2 separate regions of the Homo sapiens genome follow, and region 2 is linked to region 1. The links are chromatin loops, found by intact Hi-C in ENCODE. Cell type or tissue: dorsolateral prefrontal cortex. All regions are shown on one strand. Each heading gives the region's core, and the rest is flanking DNA. Links, peaks and the distances in the headings are about the cores only.

Region 1 (10,810 bases), core at 1,055-9,054:
GCGCTACCCAGAAATGGGGCCAGCGCAGAAGCACAGCGACATCACTCTGCCTTCTCCTGGAGCAGAGGAGCAAGTTGAGAAGGACTGGGAGCAGGCCTGAAATCCCAGCTGGGCATGAAGTGTGCTTGTGAGGGCCAGAGCAGGCTTGGCCTCAGCGAGGTGAGAGCTGAGGAAGCCCTCTTGCCTTCCTGCACCCAGATTCTGGAGTGGCCCACGTTCCAGCCACAGCTTCTGTCTCCAGCCCGCCCTTGGATTCTCCCTCCTCCACCTCTCTTCTTTCCCTGAAATCTCTCCTCCACAAACTACTTCAGAACAAGACACACTCTTCCAACTTCTCACCTGCTGGCCCTGACTGAAGGGCTCAAGCATTATGACCATTTTAAAGAGATGTTTTTTCAAATACTAACAACAAGAAAATGTATGAATATTTTCAACAGAAAATTTACGAATATTTTCAACAGAAAATTCAAGGAACAGGCATCATAAAAGACACTGTGTAGCCAAGAACGCTTTGGACGGCCAGGGAGGAGCTGGGTTGTTGCTCAGGCTTTGGGACCGACTGGTCAGGTGAATGCAGGTGTCTCAGATCACATGGGAAGCAGGAGAGGCAGGAGAATGGTGGTCCAAGCTGCGTGCTCCCAAATAGCAAACAGTTCTCTTGATCAGAAATCCCTAAGGCCTCACAGCACATATTGGGCTCTCTCTTGACATGTCTTGATGTCCAGGCTCCAGACACAGCACAGAGCATTTCCTCCCAGCTGCCAGCCCCTCCTGTGTGCTGGTGAGCACAGAAGTGTGCTTGAGGCTCAGCTGAGCACTCAAACCAGCTGTCAGGCAGATGAGGGGAGCATTAAGTCTCTGATATGCCCTGGCATTCTCTCCAAGAGTGGCGTGAGAAGGACTGGTCTGCTGCAAGGGACTGGCACTGCACAGGGAGAGCCCAATTCACATCAAACAGGAGAACACTGCAACCCAACGGTGTATTTTCCCTTGCGCACTTTTTCCTTTCAAAAGCATTCATTTCAGGAATGATGCTTAGCTATCAGAGCACTGAACACAAAATCCAAGATAATGTGGGCCCTCCTAGTGCTAGAAACACAGCCCTCTGAATGCTCAGGCTTATTAAACTGCCTTAATAACATGCCTTTTTTTTCCCCTCATTAACTATTTCAAAGTTAGTGACTTTGTGGGATCCTGGGGGAAGCTGTAAAAGGCAGATCAAACGAAACAGTCTCTGCCCATCCCAGTCCCTCCACCCTCTGAGCTCCCTGCCCGTCCATTACCGTAGAATGCTGTTTACAGCCCTTTTCATCTCTCACTACCTGCTTCTGAAGAGGAATGGGGTCGGCAAGAAAAGGGCAGGAGGAAGGAAGTCTGAAGCCATCGAAGGCTGGGCATAAAGACAGCAAATGAGGCAGAAGCGAGCAAAGGGAAGATCCCTCCTGCCTGGGGCTGAATTCCCCATTCTCTCCAGCTTGCTGCAGGTCCTTCACACAAGTCTCTGCTCTGGAAGGCTCGAGTTGCACTTCATGGACTGGGTGTCTGGACCCCTACTGGACAGCTCCCAGTAGGCACAGATGCCGTCTCTCACTTGTCAGGGCTCCTGTAGCCTAGCTCAGGCCTGTGGAGGTGCTCCCGGAAGGGTTGAATGGGCAGAGAACACGCCAGTCAGGGGCCCTTGGGAAAGACACCACGGGAAACCCACCTTCATTTTTCTTTTTGAAAAATGAAAATGCTGCATAAGACGACTTCTAAGGTCCCACCAAGTCTGCTGAGGTTTTACTATAGTGCATGCTCGTTACAGAAAACATGGAGGACACTGAGAAGAGGGGCCGACTGCCCACCTCCCTATCAACCAGTGCTGTTAGTGTGAGTTGGGACATTTACTTCCAGAATCTCAAAACTGCACTGAGCTTTGAAACTTCATCCAAAAGGAAATCAGTTTGTCTAAGAGATATCGACACTCCCATGTTTATTGCAGCACTATTCATGGCAGTCAAGATTTGGAAGCAATCCAATTGTCCATCAACAGATGGATGAATGAATAAGGAAAATGTGCTGCATACACACCATGGGGCACTATCCAGCTGTGAAAAAGAAAGAGATCCTGCCTTGTGCAACAACATGGATGGAATTGGAGGACATGATATTACGTGAAATAAGACAGGTACAGAAAGAAAAGCTTTGCATGTTCTCACTTATTTGTGGGAGCTAAAAAATTAAAACAATTGAACTCATGATGATAGAGAGTAGAATGATGGTTACCAGAGACTGAGAAGGACAGTGGGGAAGTGGGGATGGATAATGGTACAAAAATATGGTTAGATACAGTGAATAAGATTTAGTATTTGATAGCATGACAGGGGGACCACAGTCAGCAATAATTTATTGTCCAGTCTAGAATAACTGAGGGAGTACAAGTGGAATGTTTGTAACACAAATAAATGATGAATGCTTGAGGTGATTGATACCCCACTTACACATTGCATGCCTGTATCAAAATATTTCATGTACTCCACAAATATATACACCTACTATGTACCTACAAAAATCAAAAATTAAAAAAATTAAAAATTAAAAAAAGACTGGGCGCAGTGGCTCACGCCTGTAATCCCAGCACTTTGGGAGGCCAAGGCAGGCAGAAGCTGAGGCAGACGGATCACCTGAGGTCGGGAGTTCGAGACCAGCCTGGCCAACATGGTGAAACCCTGTCTTTACTAAAATTATAAAAAATATTAGCTGGAGATGGTCACAGGCACCTGCAATCCCAGCTACTCAGGAGGCTGAGGCAGGAGAATCCCTTGAACCCAGGAGGCAGACGTTGCAGTGAGCCGAGATCACGCCACTGCACTCCAGCCTGGGCAACAGAGCAAGACTCCATCTCAAAAAAAAAAAAAAAAAATCAGTTCATAGGAAGTCGTCCCTAGTAGGCGAGACTTGAGCAGGTCACTGTCCTGCAGGGCACTGCCATGGAAACAATGGGCCATGCCTTCTCTACAGAGCTGAGGATTAAGAGGCCTGAGGCCTCGACACTATGGCTCACTGTATTCAGGCTACGGGGAGAAAGCGAAGGTAGGAGGAACTGCCCACCACTCAAAATCACACCCATGAGGCAACCTGGAGCCACATCCTTCTCTGACTGAACTTTCTCCTTTTTTTCTCTAGCTGCAGAATCACAGGAGTGAAAAAGAAAAAGGAAGTTGTTGGCCAGGCGCGGTAGCTCACGCCTGTAATACCAGCACTTTGGGAGGCCAAGGCAGGCGGATCACGAGGTCAGGAGATAGAGACCATCCTGGCTAACACGGTGAAACCTCATCTCTCCTAAATATACAAAAAAATTAGGCATGGTGGCGGGCACCTGTAGTCCCAGCTACTCGGGAGGCTGAGGCAGGAGAATGGCGTGAACCCGGGAGGCGGAGTTTGCAGGGAGCCGAGATAGCGCCACTGCACTCCAGCCTGGGTGACAGAGTGAGATTCTGTCTCAAAAAAAAAAAAAAAAAAAAAAAAAGAAAGAGGAAGTGTGTGCTTTACCTTGTCAAAACTGAACAAAAATGTATATGTCTATTATGTATCAAGAAAAAATAAAATTTTTTGTAAAACTGAACTTACTATGTCCTTGAAGGAAAAGTCTTCTTGATTTATCCAAGGAGAAACGGAAACCCGTTGCTACCAGATTTCCTCCCAGTCAGGCCTGCACCCTCCCTCTTTTGGGTCCCATGGAGCTCTCTGGTCCACCAGCCAGGGAACACTTGCCACTTTGACTTCAGCTATGGGGATGCATGCCTTCTCCCAGGAAGTGCAAGCTGCCTTCTGATGATATCGGTCTTGGTGGCCTCACAGCCCTTAGCACAATGGGTGGTTCATAGGAGATGATTAGCAATTTTGTTGAACTGATGAATTAATTATAAAATTTGGTAAGTAGATGTGATAAATTTTGTATTGCTTAAGTCTACTTTGGGCATTTTGGAGGAATCTCCTTACCCTGTCTTTAAAATCTTTCTCCTTTCTGAAAAGTAAGATTTGGATCAAATTAATAATCAAATTTTGTTTGAAATCCACACGTTAGGCATGTTTTCTAACTCACAATTCCTACTGCACTTAAAACACCTCCTGTACTTTCCTTTCCCTGAAAGTATCTTGGTATAAGAGATGGCAACCTATATAAATCCAATTCTCTAGTAACAAGGTAGAAATTGCACTTAGAAAAAACTAGCTCATTCTGCTTAAATATAGCGATTTCTAGGGATTGAGTAATGTGGACATGGGTATATTTCTGGACTGTCTCCATTCCAAGACTTCTGTGGGTTCCTGAGAAGAAGCTGATGTTCTAATCTGTCTAAATTACCTAACGCTGGTGTGAGGATGGTCGAGTCAAAAGAGCTGCTAAAAACAACATCAACAACAGCCATTTCTTCCAGAAAACTCAAAGAAACCTTATGGATATATACTCAATAGGCATCAGGACATTTGTAAGAAAAGAGCCAATGTAGGCAAAACTGAATAAAATAAGATGTCAATCCCTGTGACTCCCACGTACCTATTATCTAGTCATTCATTTGTTTAATTCTTCCTATTCAGCCTATAAGTGTTTCTAAGCACTTATTTCACTGGCGATCAACAGTAACCAATAAAATTCACTCATGAATCAACAGTTGACCACCAATTGTGTGTCAGATGATATACTGGGCACTAGGCTTACCAGGGTGAGCAAAAGAGCCATGTCGCTGCTTACAAAGGAAGTATAAATAAGTAAGAGAGGGGCCTAATATACGTTTGGTAATGAGCAAAGGCATCTTTGAAGTAACACCATTTGAGTTGAGAATGGAAGGCTATGTAAGAATTATCCAGGTAAAGAACAGGAGGAGTCTTCCAGGTTGAGGGAAGAGTATGTGGAAAGGTTGCAGGATAGGTGAAGTTCTTCTCACATCACATCCCTCTCACCCATTCTTCTGCCTCCCTTTTCCACTTTTAAGGAATTTTGTGATTACATAGAACCACTCAGATAATTCAGGATAATATCCCTATCCTAAGGTCAGCTGATTAGGATTCTAAATTCCAATGACAATCTTAATTCCCTTTTGCCAAGTAAACCAACACATTCAGACTCCAGGAATTAGGACATGGACATCTCCAAGGAGTTCATTATTCTGTCTACCACAGGGCATCTTCCTCTTGTTCCCAACAATACATGTCTGTCCCAATGTAAAATATATCTATCCCACTTAGAGTTCCCCAAAAGACTCAACCAATTACAGCATCAAATCAAAATCCAAAATCTCATTCAAACCTCATCTGTTCAAAAGTCCTGAATCTCATGATCTAAATAAGGTATGGGCAAGGCATTATGTATAATCCATCTGAGGCATGATTCTTCTCCAACTGTGAGCCTGTAAAATTTAATAAGCCAGTTATCTTCTTCCAAAGTGTGATGATGAAAAGGGCATAGGATAAGGGTCATATACATTCTGGTTCAAGAAGGGAGAAAACAGAAGATAAAAGAGGATTCACTGATTTACTTGTTGGTAAATTCTACCAAATAATTAAAGAATAAATCATGTCAATAATTCACAAACTCTTTCATAAAATTGGGGAGAAGGGAACACATTCTGGTTTGGTTTATGAAATTGACATCATCCTGATACCAAAGTCAAACAAAAAGATGACCCATCCCTGACCAAAGACACCAGTATAGTTAAAAAGCATAGGTTCAAAAATCCCTAACAAATCATTAGTAAACCAAATCAACCCAAAATGTATATATAAATGATAATATATCATGACTTGATATGAATATATCAGTTAAACTCAGGCCAGGAACATGGCATTTGTTTGACACTCAACACACTGAAAACAAAAAGCCATCAGATGATCTGAGTGTGCAGGAGAAGCATTTGACAAAATTCAACATATTTTCAACACAAAACAACAAACAACTCTCAACAAAGTAGGAATAGAAGGAATTCCCCTCAGTCTGATAAAGAACATCTACAAAAAACCAACTGCTAATATCATACTTCACAGTAAAACACTGAACTCTGTCTGTAAGACTAACAACAGGGCAAGAATGTCCTCTCTTATCTCTTCTTTTCATGATTGTACTGGAGGCTTAGTCACTGCATACAGCAAGACAGGAGTAAAACACATAAAGATTAAATAATAATAATAGAAATGGCTTTATTCAAAAATAACATGAATATCTATGTAGAAAATTCATAAAACCTTATTTTAAAAAAACTACTAGAGTGAATAAGTGTAATATCACAAGATACAAGGTCACTATAAAAAATAGTAATGGTAATTCTATATACTAACAATGAAAATTTGAAACTATGGTTAAAATACAATAGCAGTTAAAATCACATTCATAACCAAAAATTCCAGGGATACATTTAACAAAATAAGCACAAGACCTGCACACGGAAAACTGTAAAATGCATCTTAGAGAAATATAAAAAGAAAGACCTAAGTGATTTAAATAGAGACATATACCATATTTCTAGGTTGCACACCCACCCAAAATTGCTAAGATACCAATTCTGTTTATCTGCAGATTTGACACAATCTCCTTTAAAACCCCAGCAAGCTTTTTTTTTCTTGTAGAAGTTGACAGTTTCTTAAAAAAATTTATATATATAAAATGCCAAAAAACAATTAGAATAACTAGAACATACTTGGGGAAAGAAACAAGTTGGAAGAATTACATTTTCTGATTGTGAGATTTATTATAAAGCAATGGTAACAAGTCAATACGGCCTTGAGGAAAAAACTGGATCTTTACCTTACACCACACACAAAAATAAACTCAAAAGGGATTAAAGATCTAAATATAAACCTGAAACCAAAAAATTCCTAGAAGAAAACATAAGGGGAAAGCCCCTTGATATCGGCCTTACCAATAACTTTTTCGATGCCACCAAAGAGTTCAGGCAACAAAAGCAAAAGTGAGCACGTGGGCCTACATCAAACTAAAAAGCTTCTGCACAGCAAAAGGTACAATCAACAAAATGCACAGGCACCAATGGAGTGGAAGAATATATTAGCAAACCATGTATCTCATAAGATGTTAATATCCAAAATATATAAGAAACTCACGTAACTCAACAGCAAAAAAAAAAAAAAATGTTTTTAAATGGGCAAAAGACCTGAATAATCCTTTTTCTAAGGAAGATATAAAAATAGCCAGCAAAATATGGATGAGTCTGGAGGACATTATGTTAAATGAAGTAAGTCAGACACAGAAAGATAAATGCCACACGTTCTCATTCATATTTGGGAGCTTAAAAGAAATGAGTTCATAGAAAGAGAATAGAATTGGCCGGGTGCCGTGGCTCACACCTGTAATCCCAGCACTTACAGAGGAAAAGGCGGGCAGATCACCTGAGGTCAGCAGTTCGAGACCAGCCTGGCCAACGTGGCGAAATCCTGTCTCCACTAACAATACAAAAATTAGACAGGTCTAGTGGCAGGTGCCTGTAATCCCAGTTACTAGGGAGGCTGAGGCACGAGAATCACTTGAACCCAGGAGGCGGAGGTTGCAGTGAGCCAAGATCATGCCACTGCCCTCCAGCCTGGGTGACAGAGCAAGACCCTGTCTCACAAAAAGAAAGAAAAAAAAGAAAGAGAGTAGAACTGTGGTTATTAGAGGCTGAGGAGTGTTGTGGGGAGGGAAGGTAGGGAAAAATTAGTAGAAGGATACAAAATTACAGTTACAGAGGAGCCATGGGTCTGGTGCTTTACAGCACTGTAGGGTGAATATGGTTAATAATAACATTGCATATTTTCAAAAAGCTAGAAGAGAGGATTTTGAGTGTTCACAACACCAACAAATGATAACCGTTTGAAGGGATGGATATGCTCATTGCCCCAATTGGATCATTATATATTGTAGGCATGTACTGAAATATCGCTCTGTATCCCATTAATATGAACAACTATTACATGCCAACTATAAATAAAAGGAAAAAATAGACACCAGACACATGGAAAAAGTACTAATCATTAGGGAAATGCAGAGCAAAACCCCAACGAGATATCACCTCACACCAGTTAGGGGGGCTACTAAAAAATTACAAGTGTTGGTGAGGATGTGGAACAAAGGGAAACCATGTACAATGTTGGTGGAAATGTAAATTGATACAGCCATTTCAGAAAACAGTATGAAGGTTGCTCAAAATACTGAAAATAGAATACTAAATGGTTCTGGCCAGGCACGGTGGTTCATGCCTGTAATCCCAGCACTCTGGGAGGCTGAAGTGGGTGGATCACCTGAGGCCAGGAGTTCAAGACCAGCCTGACCAACATGGTGAAACCCCATCTCTACTAAAAAAAAAAAAAAATACAAAATTAGCTGGCCATGATGGCACACACCTGTAATCCCAGCTACTTGGGAGGCTGAGGCAGGAGAATCACTTGAACGCGGGAGGTGGAGGTTACAGTGAGCCGAGATCACACCACTGCACGCCAGCCTCGACAACAAGAGTGAAACTCCATCTCAAAAGAAAAAAATAAAATGCTAGATGGTCCAGCAATCCCTTTGCTGAGTATGTACCCAAAGGAAATGACAGCAGCACCTCGTAAAGACACCTGCACTCGCACGTGCATGGCATCATTCCAGCCACACTATGCAAACAACCTAAAGTATCCATCAACGGATGAATGAATAAAGCAAGTGTAGTATATATACATAATGGAATATAATTCAGCCTTTAAAAAGAGAGAAATCCTGCCATTTGTGACAATATAGATGGGCCTGGAGAATAGCATGCTAAGTGAAATAAGCCAGACATAGATAAACCAGAAATAAGACTGACAAATTGTATGGTCTTACTTCTATGAAGAATCTTAAAAACAAAAGTTGAATAAATAGATGGCCAGATGCGGTAACTCACGCCTGCAATGCCAGTACTTTGGGAGGCCAAGGTGGGTGGATCACTTGAGGCCAGGAGTTCAAGACCACCAGCCTAGACAACATGGTAAAACTCATCTCTACTAAAAATACAAAAATTCGCTGGGCATGGTGGCGCATGCCTGTATTCCCAGTTACTCTGAAGGCTGAGGCACAAGAATCATTTGAACCCAGGAGGCGGAGGTTGCAGTGAGCTCAGACAGAGATTCTGTCAAAAAAAAAAAAAAAAAAAAAAAAAAAAACAGTTGAAAAAACAGAAGGCTGTTTACCAGGGGCCTGGAGGGCAAACGAGGAGATGTAGTTCAAAGGATATGAAGTTGCAGTCACGCGGGATGAATAAGTCTAGAGATCTAACACACAGCATGAGGACTATAGTTAATATTGTATACTGAAAATGTGCTAAAAGAGTAGATTTTAGGTTCCCTTAACACATGAAAAAGGTATCTATGGAAGGTGATGAATATGTAAATTTGTCTGTAGTAATCACTTTAAGATAAGTATGTATATGCATATCAAAACATCCTATTATATACCTCAAATATAAAAAAATTAATTTTTTTGAAAAAAAAAGACAACTGCCCAATTTAAAATGGGCTAAGAACTTGAGCAGCCATTTTACAGAAGATATATGAATAGCCAATATGCATGTGAAAAAGTGTTCAGCATGGTTGTCAGAGAAATGCAGAGAGAACACAATGAAGTGTCACATTGTCTTCTAAAATGGCTAAAATTTTAAAAGCTGACAATACCAATGTTTTAATAAATTGGAAAAAAACAGCACTCTCATACATTGATGGTGGGAGAACAAAGTAAAACGGTACAACCATTTTTGAAAACTGTTTGGAAGTTTCTTATGAAGCTAAACATACGTTCACCCTATGACCCAGCATTTCTAATCCTAGGTATTTACCCACTAAAACATGTTTGAAAAAATAAAACAAAACAAAAATAAGCAAGCAAACACAAGCCTATATAAGGACATTTATAGTGTCTTTATATCCCAAAATTGGAAACAACTGAAATGTCCATCAACAAGGAAATGAATGAACAAATTATGGTGTATTTATATATGTAATAGAAAACTATTCCACAATAAAAAAAGAATAAACTACTGAGACCTGAAGCGATATGGATGAATCTCAAAAACATGATGTTGAAAGAAAAAAACCAAGATACAAAAAAGTGTATATTGTATGGTTCAATCTATAAGAAGCTCTAGAAAAGGCAAAACTAAACTATGTTGATAGAATCAGACCTGTAGTCACAAGTGTAGAGAGTTTGAGCTTCGACTTAGAAAGGCACGTGAGAACTTCCTGTGGCAATAGAAATGATCTCTGACTTGATCGGAGAAAACACGTTTGTCAAACTCATCACACTGCACGCTTAAGATATGTGCGCTTCACCCTTTGTAAAGTACACCTCAATTTAAACATCCATCAAATTATATCGAACAATTTTAGAAGAAATTTGTGTTTAAAAGAAGAAGAAGCACACCTTTCCCCCAAGTCAACTTTCCATAGAAATATCCATCTATAAATCATATTCAAGAAAGCAACCAAATTGCCCAAGAATAAGGGATCATTGAAACCAAATATAGCATGCATTAAAAAAATACACACCTATTACAAAAGATGTTATGAAAATATTTGATCACATTTAAAAAATCCACACTAATTTTAAGTGAAGATTTTAGCTTATTGAGTAGGATGTATACTGGATGCCCAATTTGGAAAAAGTTTGTTTCTCTGTGTGTGTACATACAGAGAAAAGGCAAGAAAATTTGTACCAAAATGTTATCTATTTCTGGGTAATGCAATTACATATCATTTTAATTTTGTTTCTTGATGCAAGATTGTCAACAATGAATTATGCCACTATTACACTAAAAGGGAAAATTATTTTCAA
Region 2 (10,810 bases), core at 1,592-9,591, 59 kb before region 1:
TTTGCTTATGCATCGACCTTCTGAATGAAGCTTTCTCTGATCAACCCACGTAAATGTAAGACTCCCCCAACTCCATGCACACCTGTTGGCCTCCCCTGCCTTTTTCCTCCACAGTATTTATCAGCTCCAGATATACTAAATATCATATTTATGTATTTGCTACATGTTGCGTATCCCTTATCCAAACTGCCTCGGACCAGAAGCGCTTGCGATTTCAGATTTAGGAATATTTGCATACACATAAATGAGACATTTTGGGAAAGGAACTTAAGTCTAAACACAAAGTTCATTTGTTTCATATATATCTTCATATTAAAATATGTTTAATATTTTGTGTGTAAAACAAAGTTTGTGTTAAGTAATTCTGTGTGGAGTTTTCTACCTGCGACACTGGCACTCAAAAAGCTTGATTTTGGAGCCTTTGAGATTTTGGATTTTCAGATGAATGCTCAACACGTTTTCTGCCTTCCTCATCGGACTATAAGCTCCAAGAGGAGGGGGTTCTTACTCTGTCATTTCATTGCTCTATGCCTAGCGCCTTGAACACCCTCTTAGTATACAGTTAAATGCTGAGCAAGTATTTACTGAATAAATTTTAAATAGAATCAACAAATTGAAAATATGGGCCCATTTTCTCCTAGTATGGTGTGAGAATCTGTATTGAGGATCATACTTGACCATGGAGCAAACAAGTCTTCCCAAGGCAGTGACAGCAAAACAAAAATGGAAAGAAGTTAGTCATACCAGGTAGCCAGGCCAGATAAGGCAAAAGCATCTGGACAAAGGCCACATCCTCCAAAGGTCCCACTGCAATGCTTGATTGAGGAGTGATGGAAGATCTTGCTGTGGGATCTCAGGTTACAAAAACAGAGAGTCAGGTAGACAGGTTGGTGAGGAAAAGATCACACCCAGCCCATCAGCCTCAGAAGGCTTCACCTTAAACTCAATGGGAAGCCCAATGGCCTTGATCATGGTAGAGAATACCACCAGAGGTGGCAAGGCTGCTGCAGGGAGAAGACGCTGCCAGGGATGTTGGAACTGGTTTACCCACCATTGAAGGTACCTGGCCAGGAGATGTGGCTCTGGACAGTGGAAGACAGGTTTAAAAATTATTGGGAGGCAGAATCAAGAAATATTTTTCACTGATTGCATATGAGTGGAAAGGGAGAGTGAAGTAAAGAATAGCTCCCAGGACTTTTGCATTAGCTAATGGGTAAAAGGTGAAGCTATTGTGAAGAAAGGTGATGAATAAATGGGTTGGGGGATGGGATAATATTACACTTCAGTCTGGACCTAAAGCCTGAAAGATTTATTTCACCAGTGTAAATGCTTCCATCTAGGTATATGCTCTTCCCCACATAGAATTCATTTTCTTCATTCTCAGGATACTTGCTTATGCCAAGCTTTCTACTCCAAATGCCATTCCTGTTCCTTTCTATTGTCCACTGTCCTTTAAAACCCAGCTTACACATTCAATGCCCAGATCTTGGTTCCTCACACCATTCTCTAATAAAAGAAACTGCAGCTCCTTGGAAATATGGCTGATTCTAAGGCTGGAACAGGAAATATGCAAGAAGGGCCTGGAGCATCTCTTAGTACCTGTAAGTAAGGAAGTGCCGAGAAACACACACAGTGATGAGTGCGTATGTCACAGGGAGCAGGAGTCCATTGAGTGGGCTCCCAGGTCCAAAGCTGGAAAAATTTGAGCAACCAAATAAATGATGTAGCATTGAAACATAACTAAAAGTATAGCATATATATCCATGAGCCCATACTGATATAAATAAATGATTGAATTAACAAATAAATAAATGAGAGAAAAGCAGAATCTTCCGTGCAGAAAAATTCCAAATAATTTATGTAAATAGTCTGTCCTCAGGGAGGTGGAGCATCACACCCCATCCCTTAAGTGTGAGCTGGGCAGAGTGACTTCCTTCTAAAGAATACAGAAAAGAAAACGGGGAAATTAGAGTTACTTAACAGTGGAGAAACCTGACAAACTACCTCAACCAGGTGATCAAGGTCAGTATCAACAATGATAAAACATGTTGATAGTATGGACCCTTGATATGTGCTGAGAGGGGCATTTCAACTCTGTGGTCTTCCAAAACCCCATCATACCAGTTCTATCACGAGAAAAACCTCAGACAAATCCAAACTGAGAGACATTCTGCAATGCACATAACCAGCACTCTTCGAAACTGTCAAGGCCATCAAAAGCAGGGGGAGTGCCTGTAATCCTAGCACTTTGGGAGGCTGAGGCGGGTGGATCACAAGGTCAGGAGATCGAGACCATCCTGGCTAACACGGGGAAACACCGTCTCTACTAAAAAATACAAAAAATTAGCCAGGTGTGGTGGCAGGCACCTGTAGTCCCAGCTACTTGGGAGGCTGAGACAGGAGAATGGTGTGAATCCAGGAGGCGGAGCTTGCAGTGAGCCAAGATCATGCCACTGCACTCCAGCCTGGGCGACAGAGCAAGACTATGCCGGAAAAAAAAAAAAAAAGCAGGGAGAGTTTGAGAAACTATCACAGCCCAGAGGAGCCTAAAGCAACGTGATGACTAAATGTTAACGTGGTCTCCTGGATGGGATTCTGGAATGGAAAAAGGACATTATGGAAAAACTAATGCAGTCCAATAAAGAAGGGACTTGAGTTGATAAAAATGACTTGGTGACAAATGTACCCCAGTAATGCAAATGGTTAACTGTAAGGGACTTCTGTGGCATATGGGAACTCTCTGCACTATCTTTACAACCTTTCTGTAAGCCTAAAACTATTGTGAAATTAAAAGTTTATCTGATGGGGGACAAGCTTACATCCCACCCCTCCAGAAAGTCTTTCTCACTCTTCACTTCTCACAGGGAAGCCTATGCCTCCTCCTTGCACGTAGGCACTAAGTCTGCAAAGCTTATTGTCACTGGCATTGTGTTGCATTTAAGTGGTCCCCTCACTGTGTGCAGGTCTGTGGGTTCTATCTTTCCTACTGAAGGACAGACTTCCTAAAAGCAATGGTGCAGCCCTATCTGTCCTGGGTTTGTATCCATGGCAGTAGTCCAGGGCTTCTATGCAGTGGACACTTACACATCGGCCTTGAAAAAGTCACTTCTTCCTCTTCTTTAGAAGTAGAACAGACATAAATGACACTGACCTAGATTAGGAGGAAGTTTTCTTAGAAGTAATGAACTACAGAATGGTTTTATAAGTTATTGCACATAAACAACTAAACACTATACGGAAGACATAGAAAATAATAGATGTCCGTTGTGGCTACTACTACAACACGGTTGGCCTTTCATCTCCCCTTTGTCTCCCCAAAGACACATACTTCTGCCATCCAACAAAAGCTCTCATCCCTGCATCCAATCAATGGCCAAGTCCTATCAATTCTGCTTCTTAAATATCCCTTGCATGCGCCCATTTCTCTCCACCCCCATGGTCAACACAGTCATCTAAGTCAATGGCATCTCTGGCTAAAACATGACCATTTGGGGCTCTGGTTTGTCTTCTTGCAAACACTCTCATCCTGTCCACAATAATTTTTCCATGATCTTTTTAATATGACCATCTTATTATGGAATTCCCATGCTCAAACCCTTCTGTGTCCAATCCAGCTTCAAAATCCTTTCCAGGGCCACAAGGGTCTGTGCCTCTCTGGCCCCAGCCCTACCCCTCATCTTCTCTTCAATCACTGTGATCCAACCTATTGGCCTCTTGCCACCTCTGCCATGTTTTTTTTTTTTTTTTTTTTTGTCCAATCTCAGGGCCATTGTAGATGCATAGATGTTGTTTCCTTTGCCTAGAAATCCTTCCACCCTCTTGTCCACCACCCTGTTTTTGCCTGAGTAATTTCAATCTTTCTCCAGATCATGAATACAAATAACCTCCTCAGGGAGCTATTTCCTGAGGAAGTAATATGTATTCAACCCAACTTGGTCTATGTGCAGGAGCATACTGTGAACGCACTTTGGCAAAGCAAAGGAAGACCCATTCGCCATATGTTTAATGTGACCCCATGCAGGACAGAAAGCTCCACATCACTATTATCTGCCCCTCCGTCCCTAGGACCAGCCTAGCGACTGGCTAGAGCAGGGACTCTGTGAACATGAGCAGACTGTTGGATGAAGGGATCTATCCACTGATTCCTCTGTCTCCCTTCCAAGCACAGTGCAGCATTCCTGACATTCTTCCTGGTTCTCCTCTTTCATAATGCTTCTATTCCCCGTTTGACATGAATGACCAATGGCACAAATGTCAAAAGTCTCTTTCCAGAGCACCTGGGGGAGTCTTTGAGGATGTTTGATTCACCTCATTTGTCTCTACTGAATTTTTCCCAGGTGGGAGTATTTTCCATCTTTATCACAGTGATTTGTTCATCATCATACAAATTATGATAGGGAACCACATCAAACATGACTCAAAACAAGGAAACGAAATATATTTTGCACAGCTAGTTCATCAAGATTGAAGCCAAACAATATTCACTGTGCATAAAAGGCACATCAAGCCTTAACTTGGTCCCTTTTAAGAGGATGACACAATTTCTGGGGTAGTAAGACATTAGGGAAGATCATATGATGCTTTAGTGAAAATGTCCCTTTGGTTTTTCCTCAGCCTGTCCAAGCTCCCATGATTCACTGAGGAAACGGCCTTATTAAGGGATAATAGGTTATGTGGTCCCCTCAGTTGAGAAAAAGTTTCTGCAAGTTAATTACTCTTTCTGGGCCTCTGACCTATTTGAATCTGGCCAAAATGCCTGAATAGGGTTTTCTTCACACGTCTGACTTAGCATCAGTGAGAAAGAACTGGAAACTTCTCAAGTAAGATGTCCTCATAAGAATTTCTACAACCCTGCCTTTGTGGTCTGTCGCTTCCAATAAAAAGAAGGTTATGCTGGGCTGGGCATCTCATGATCAGTGAGAACCACTCTAAGAATCAGCCAGTCCAATAAATGTGGGTTTGGAGTGTGCACAGTGCTCATACATGTGTGTGCATGTGTATGTTTGTGTATGTGTTTTTATGCCTGTGTGCACGCATGTGCATGTGTGTATGCATATGTGTGTGTGCGTGTGTGAATTATGTCAGTCACACAACTGTTTTCAAAGAAAGAGGTGAGTCTGTTCTCACAGCACCTCACCTTTTCTTCCAAAAAGCTGTTGGAGGGGTTTTAAGTTAATTCCACCCTTCAGCTCTTAAGTCAGAACACAACTCTATCTACATCTTGTTTTTAAAAGATCAGTGAACTCTTTGACATTGTCTGTAATTTGTGTGTGTTTGTCCATTTACACATTGTTCAGGAGAGGGGGTCAAAAGTTTACCTCAGTTTCCTTTTTAAAAATTTTATGGGTACATAGCAGGGTCTTTATTTATGGGGTACAAGGAATATTTTATTTTATTTACGGGGTACAGGCATGCAATGCATAATAACCACATCAGGGTAAATGAGGTATCATCACCTCAAGCATTTATCCTTTCTTTGTGTTACAAACAATCCAATTATACTCTTTTAGTTATTTATAAATGTATGATAAATTATTGCTGACTGCTGGTACCCTGCTGTGCTATCAAACACTAGATCTTCTTTATTCTACCTAACTGTATTTTTGTACCCATTAACCACCCCCCTCCCCCTCCCACTACCCTTCCCAGTTCCTGGGATCTGTCATTCTACTCTCTCAGACTCTTAAAAAGGTCAGTCTGATTTAAATAAAAGGAAGAAAAAGTAGAAGAAGCCCAACCTCTGGTCGTAGACTGACCTAGATATCCAGTTTCTCTAGACCTCGTACAGGGGAGTAGTTCCTCACCCAGAGGACATGGTGGGCATCCGTATATGATGCATGCAGAGGCACAAACAGAACACTTGTCAAATGACAGATACTCTATAGATACTGTGATGTTTATACACTTTAGTCCACCCCCAAAGGCACCCATCCTCCTCTTTCCAGACTGGAGATGAAGCCAGCGAGGCAATTCTCCCAACCACGGCTCTGGCACCAGCTTCTGCGGCCTGTTGCGTGTGGATGTGCCATAGACCCATCAATTGGAAGACAAGGATGTGTTCCCAGCACCTTTCATTTCAGAGGTATGGGTATGAGGAGAATGTCCTCCAGCGACCAAAGTGCAGAGAGAAACTTCAGTAAGAAAATCCGTTTGCTACAAGGCAAAGTATTATCCGACCTCTCCTGGGGGTGTTATCATAAAGTCAACACAGAGAGCCCCTGGAAATTACAGTGCATTCAGGATTTCCCAATTTACCACAGGCCTTCAGAGCCACATTTGGCAACAGCCTATTTCCAATGTATTGAAAGAGAGGTAGAGACCTCAGCTCTGACCTAATTACAGCCCTTCTGTTTGTCTCCTCCTCCCTGGAGGGAGGGGCCGTCCTCCTCAGCATCTTAGTCTATCTCCAGGTGGGCCAGGTGGCCTGTGGTTACAAACTTGTTGGGTATTTTGCTGTGGCTGAATTGCCTATGATTTGGGTTTTCACTTAGAATATCATATGAAAATCACCCGAACCTATCTAGCTAGCTAGCTAGCTAGCTAGCTAGCTAGCTATCTTTAGAGACACCTCATTCTGTCGCCCAAGCTGGAGGGCAGTGATGCAATCATAGCTCGCTGCAGCCTTGAACTGCTGGGCTCAAGCGATCCTCCTGCCTCAGTCTTCCAAGTAGCTAGGACTACAGGCACGTGCCACCATACCCAGATAATTTTTCAAATTTTGTAGAAATGGCGTCTTGCTATGTTGTCCAGGCTGGTCTCAAATTCCTGGCCTCAAGTGAGCCTCCAGCCTCAGCCTCCTAAAGAGCTGAGATTACAAGTGTGAGCCACCATGCCTGACTACTGCATGCCCATCGTGTGCAGAATAACGCTGTGATTCTTTCCTTCAAGGCATCTACTGAATGTTAATGTGCACGTTTGAAAGCTATCTGTGGTAGGCTGTACACTATTTCCTCACAATTTTCCCTTCTCTCTCACCTCTGCCATGCTTCACTTTCACCCCAGAATAGGCATCCCTGCTCTACTGATGTTCAACTTGGCCATGTGGCCGTTTTTGGACAATGGAAAGGGATGGCTAGGCCAGTTCCAAGCCAGAGCCATGGGAGGATCCCCTGTCGCCAATGATCCTACCCCACACCCACCCCTACCACGAGAACTCACCTCGTCTAAGGGCTGCTTCCTCAGCCCGAGTTTCAAGACAAGACCCACACAGAGAAGCCCTGAACCAACAGCAGGAGCCTGCAGCGAGTGCAGCCTTGCCCAGCTGAGTTGTCACTGACCCACAGGCCCAACTGTGAGCAATCAATGCTTGTTGTTTTCAGCCAATGAGACATTGGGTTGTATGTTACATACCATTATTTGACAGAAACCTGGGTGTTTAACTCAAGGCCTGCTTTGGTGATCTCCTCTCTCAACTGACTGCCAGACTACTCATGAAGCATTCTATCATGCACTGTTTGCAATTGTAAGTTATCATCTTATGCATCATGTTTTCCCAGCAGGACTGGGAACCCCAGAACCCAGGAAGTGTGTCCTCTGCTTGTTTGCATCTCCTACTCTTCCCACCTTATTACCTCTAATATATGATAATTTAAAAGTTTTCATTAATAACTCATATTTCTTCAATGTTCTGTAATGATTATTCACGACTAGCCACTGTAGCATATTACATTATAATCAAACACAAAAGGAGTTGGAAGATGTCCTTTATAACTACTAACATTTGAGCCGGGTGTGGTGGCTCACGCCTGTAATCCCAGCACTTTGGGAGGTCGAGGTGGGTGGGCCACGAGATCAAGAGATCAAGACCATCCTGGCCAACATGGTGAAACCCCGTCTCTACTAAACATACAAAAACTAGCTGGGCGTGGTGGCACTTGCCTATAGTCCCAACTACTCGGGAGGCTGAGGCAGGAGTATTGCTTGAACCCGGGAGATGGAGGTTGCAGTGAGCCGAGATCGTGCCACTGCACTCCAGCCCAGCTGCAGGTGAGACTACATCTCAAAAACAAAACAAAACAAAAAAACAAAAACAAAACAAAAATAACTACTAACATTTATTGTTGACTTACTAAAAACTGTTCCAAGCACTTCGCCTTAACCCACTTAGTCCTTTCAGCAGCCAAATGAGGGAAAGACTGTGAGTTCCCAAGTTCACACTACGAGCCAGTGGTGCAGCCAAGATGAGAATTCAGGTCATCTGGCCCCAGATCACATGATCCTAGCTAAATGAAAGGACAGTGAATCCTGCTGGTATCCTCTCCCCGGTCACACTGGTTACTCAGCCTAGCCAGCTTCTTAGCTGGGGAGCTGCCAGTGTCATATGCAGCCCGTTCTGTTGCTGGACACAACAGTTGTAAGAAAGGTCTTCTCAATGGTGCAAAATCTGGTGCTTCTACTCCTTTGAGCCAATGCAGAGTACATCTTCCTCAAGCAGCCCATCAAATGACCGCAGGCTCTGAGGACACCCCTGACAAAGCCTCCAAGCCAGAAGAGGTAACCAGCCCTTTCCTGTGGTGGCCCTTTCATGCCACATCCTCTCATCCCTGATCTTCACAACACACAGCCTTGCCTATACTGTTTACAAAAGTGCTTTAAAATGAGGAAAGCTTGAACAAAAATGCAGGCACTGTGATTACTGATAGAATGGACACTCGACAAATGCTAGTTGAACTGAATTAGTCACACCCACTGAGAAATGGTTGAGATATCTAAAAACATTGTTTCTTGAAATCTTTATTTCTTTATTGAATTTCAGGGAAGGAAAGCACCAGACACATCGTCCTGAGATCTGTGATTCTGGAGTGTGCGACAGAAGCTTTTGACAAAGAGGTGAAAGCAGTTAGTTAAAACCTGGCCCAACAAGTGGAAGAACAAGTGATACACTCTAGGAACGGTCACCACAAGGGATAACCTACACGAGGAACCTCCCTCGAGAGAACCCAGAAGAAGCTCTCACCAGAACACCAGCAGGAGAGCCACAGTTCAGAGGGCAACCACTTCAGACACATGCCCTCGCTGTAAGTAGGCCTCGGTCTATATCTCAGTGGCTGATGGTGATATCAAGTTCATGCTCAGTTTTTACAAGCTAACAAAAATATATATAAAAGCTCTCCTCAAATAAATGCATATTGTACTCTAAATACACAAAGATCATTTCATTTTTATTTTAAGCTTTTATTTTAGGTTCAAGGGTACATGTGCACATTTGTTATATAGGTCAACTGTGCCACGGGGGTTTGTTGTACAGATTTTGTCACCTAGGTACTAACTAAGCCTACTACCCAATAGTTATTTTTTCTGCTCCTCTCCCTCCTCCCAGCCTCCACCCCCAGGTAGACCCCAGTGTCTGCTGTTCGCCTCTATACATCTATGTGTTCTCATCATTTAGCTCCCACTTTAAGTGAGCATATGCGGTATTCGGTTTTCTGTTCCTGCATTAGTTTGCTAAGCATAATGACCTCCAGCTCCGAAGATCATTTTCATGACTTTTTTCCTGTCTCTAGGGAAATTCACGTGTTCTTGTTTGAAATACTTCCTCCTTACAAAGAAATAGGGTATGTGGCTCGGTGGTCAGACATGTTCTTCGGAGCCAGACCACCAAGGATACTAGGTCTGGATCTTCCCCCATGAGGTAAGGTCCTGGGCAAGTTAGGAAAGTGCTCTTGGTCTCAAGACTCCTCATGACTAAAAAGCAGATGACAACACCACCTATATTGCAGGACTCTCCCAGTGATTCAATGAAGTAAAGCAATTAACATGATACCCATCCATGGATATAGCTATCATTATAGCCAATGCTTCTAGATTAGATCAATAGATGAGGAGGGTGGATCCTTGTAGTCAAGGTACTTTTTACTACTAAGCAAGCAAAGGTTGATAATGTCATATAGCTTGTTTTCATATTATGCATATGGAAATAGCAGAGCTTTCCCTCTCCCACACTGTGAATAGACTCATGGGCCTCAGTGCTCTCAGGGCCTCAGCTTTTATTTAGAAAGCTAAGTTGTCTGCTGGCAAACTTTCAAGCTCCATTTCTTCATGCTTGATAGACCACAAACCAGCTCCATGAGCCGGAGAGAAGCTGCAATTAATAAGCAAGTCGAGGCACTCTCTCTCCTAAACATGCCATGCTCATGTCTTACTGGAAAGAGAAGTGACCCTCCAGGAAGAATATGACTTAGTGATTGAGTGTCTCCATTTGATGGGCACAACAGGGTTGAAGAAAATGTAGTAAAACTCAATTAGCGTTAATGCTTAGGAACCGGGTAAGTGGGTTGGTTTGCTTCCATTTTCTGCCCCCTGTGGCAGTCTTTTTTCCTTATGCCCTCCTTCTTGGCCTTGCTTTTTCCTTATATTCTTTCAATATTTTTTGAGTGTCTACCACCTGCCTAAGTATGGAAATTTCAAAGGTGAAAGGGTCCCAGCCTTTGCCTTCAGGAAGGTCACACTGCAGTGAGGAAAACAAGACACTTCCAGAGAAAAATCGCAAAACCACAGAGAAGTGCAGCACTAAAGACAAACAGACAACGTGGGACTCCACTCTCTGGATATGAGAAGTTTACAGTGTAGGAGACATGAGAGTAAAGCTCGGTTTTCCAGGAAAGGCATTCTTTCCATCTTTATTGGATTCGAGTTTTAAAACTATATACTGGATTTCTCTCCTGACTTAATTTTTCCTAAAGTAAAACAAACATAATGCAAGCGAGTCTTCATGGGCTGCTTGAGACTCATACAGTACAAATAAAATTGTATTTTACAGTAAAACAAAGGCAGATGTTTGGGAAGGCTGTCTACCTCGATTGTTAATAAA

The links. A loop is a pair of places that touch in the nucleus more often than their neighbours do. Peaks named below come from ENCODE experiments on the same cell type or tissue, not always from the same donor. Only the 100,000 strongest peaks of a DNase experiment are listed, where the experiment ranks them.
Region 2: a loop joins it to region 1, with 2.1 times the contacts of the local background. A loop is called at or near these places in 2 of 110 quality-filtered maps.

What each region holds. Positions count from the first base shown.
Region 1 is chr13:21,989,173-21,999,982 of GRCh38, reverse strand. No RefSeq gene overlaps it. Among named protein-coding and RNA genes, the nearest start is that of LINC00424, 120 kb to the right of the region's middle. RefSeq lists an enhancer at 967-1,136. In dorsolateral prefrontal cortex, for the core only: no CTCF peak of the experiment used is centred there; no DNase peak of the experiment used is centred there; H3K27me3 peaks cover 825 bases.
Region 2 is chr13:22,048,801-22,059,610 of GRCh38, reverse strand. It overlaps a transcript of LOC105370108 not described here. Among named protein-coding and RNA genes, the nearest start is that of LINC00540, 160 kb to the left of the region's middle. In dorsolateral prefrontal cortex, for the core only: no CTCF peak of the experiment used is centred there; no DNase peak of the experiment used is centred there; H3K27ac peaks cover 347 bases.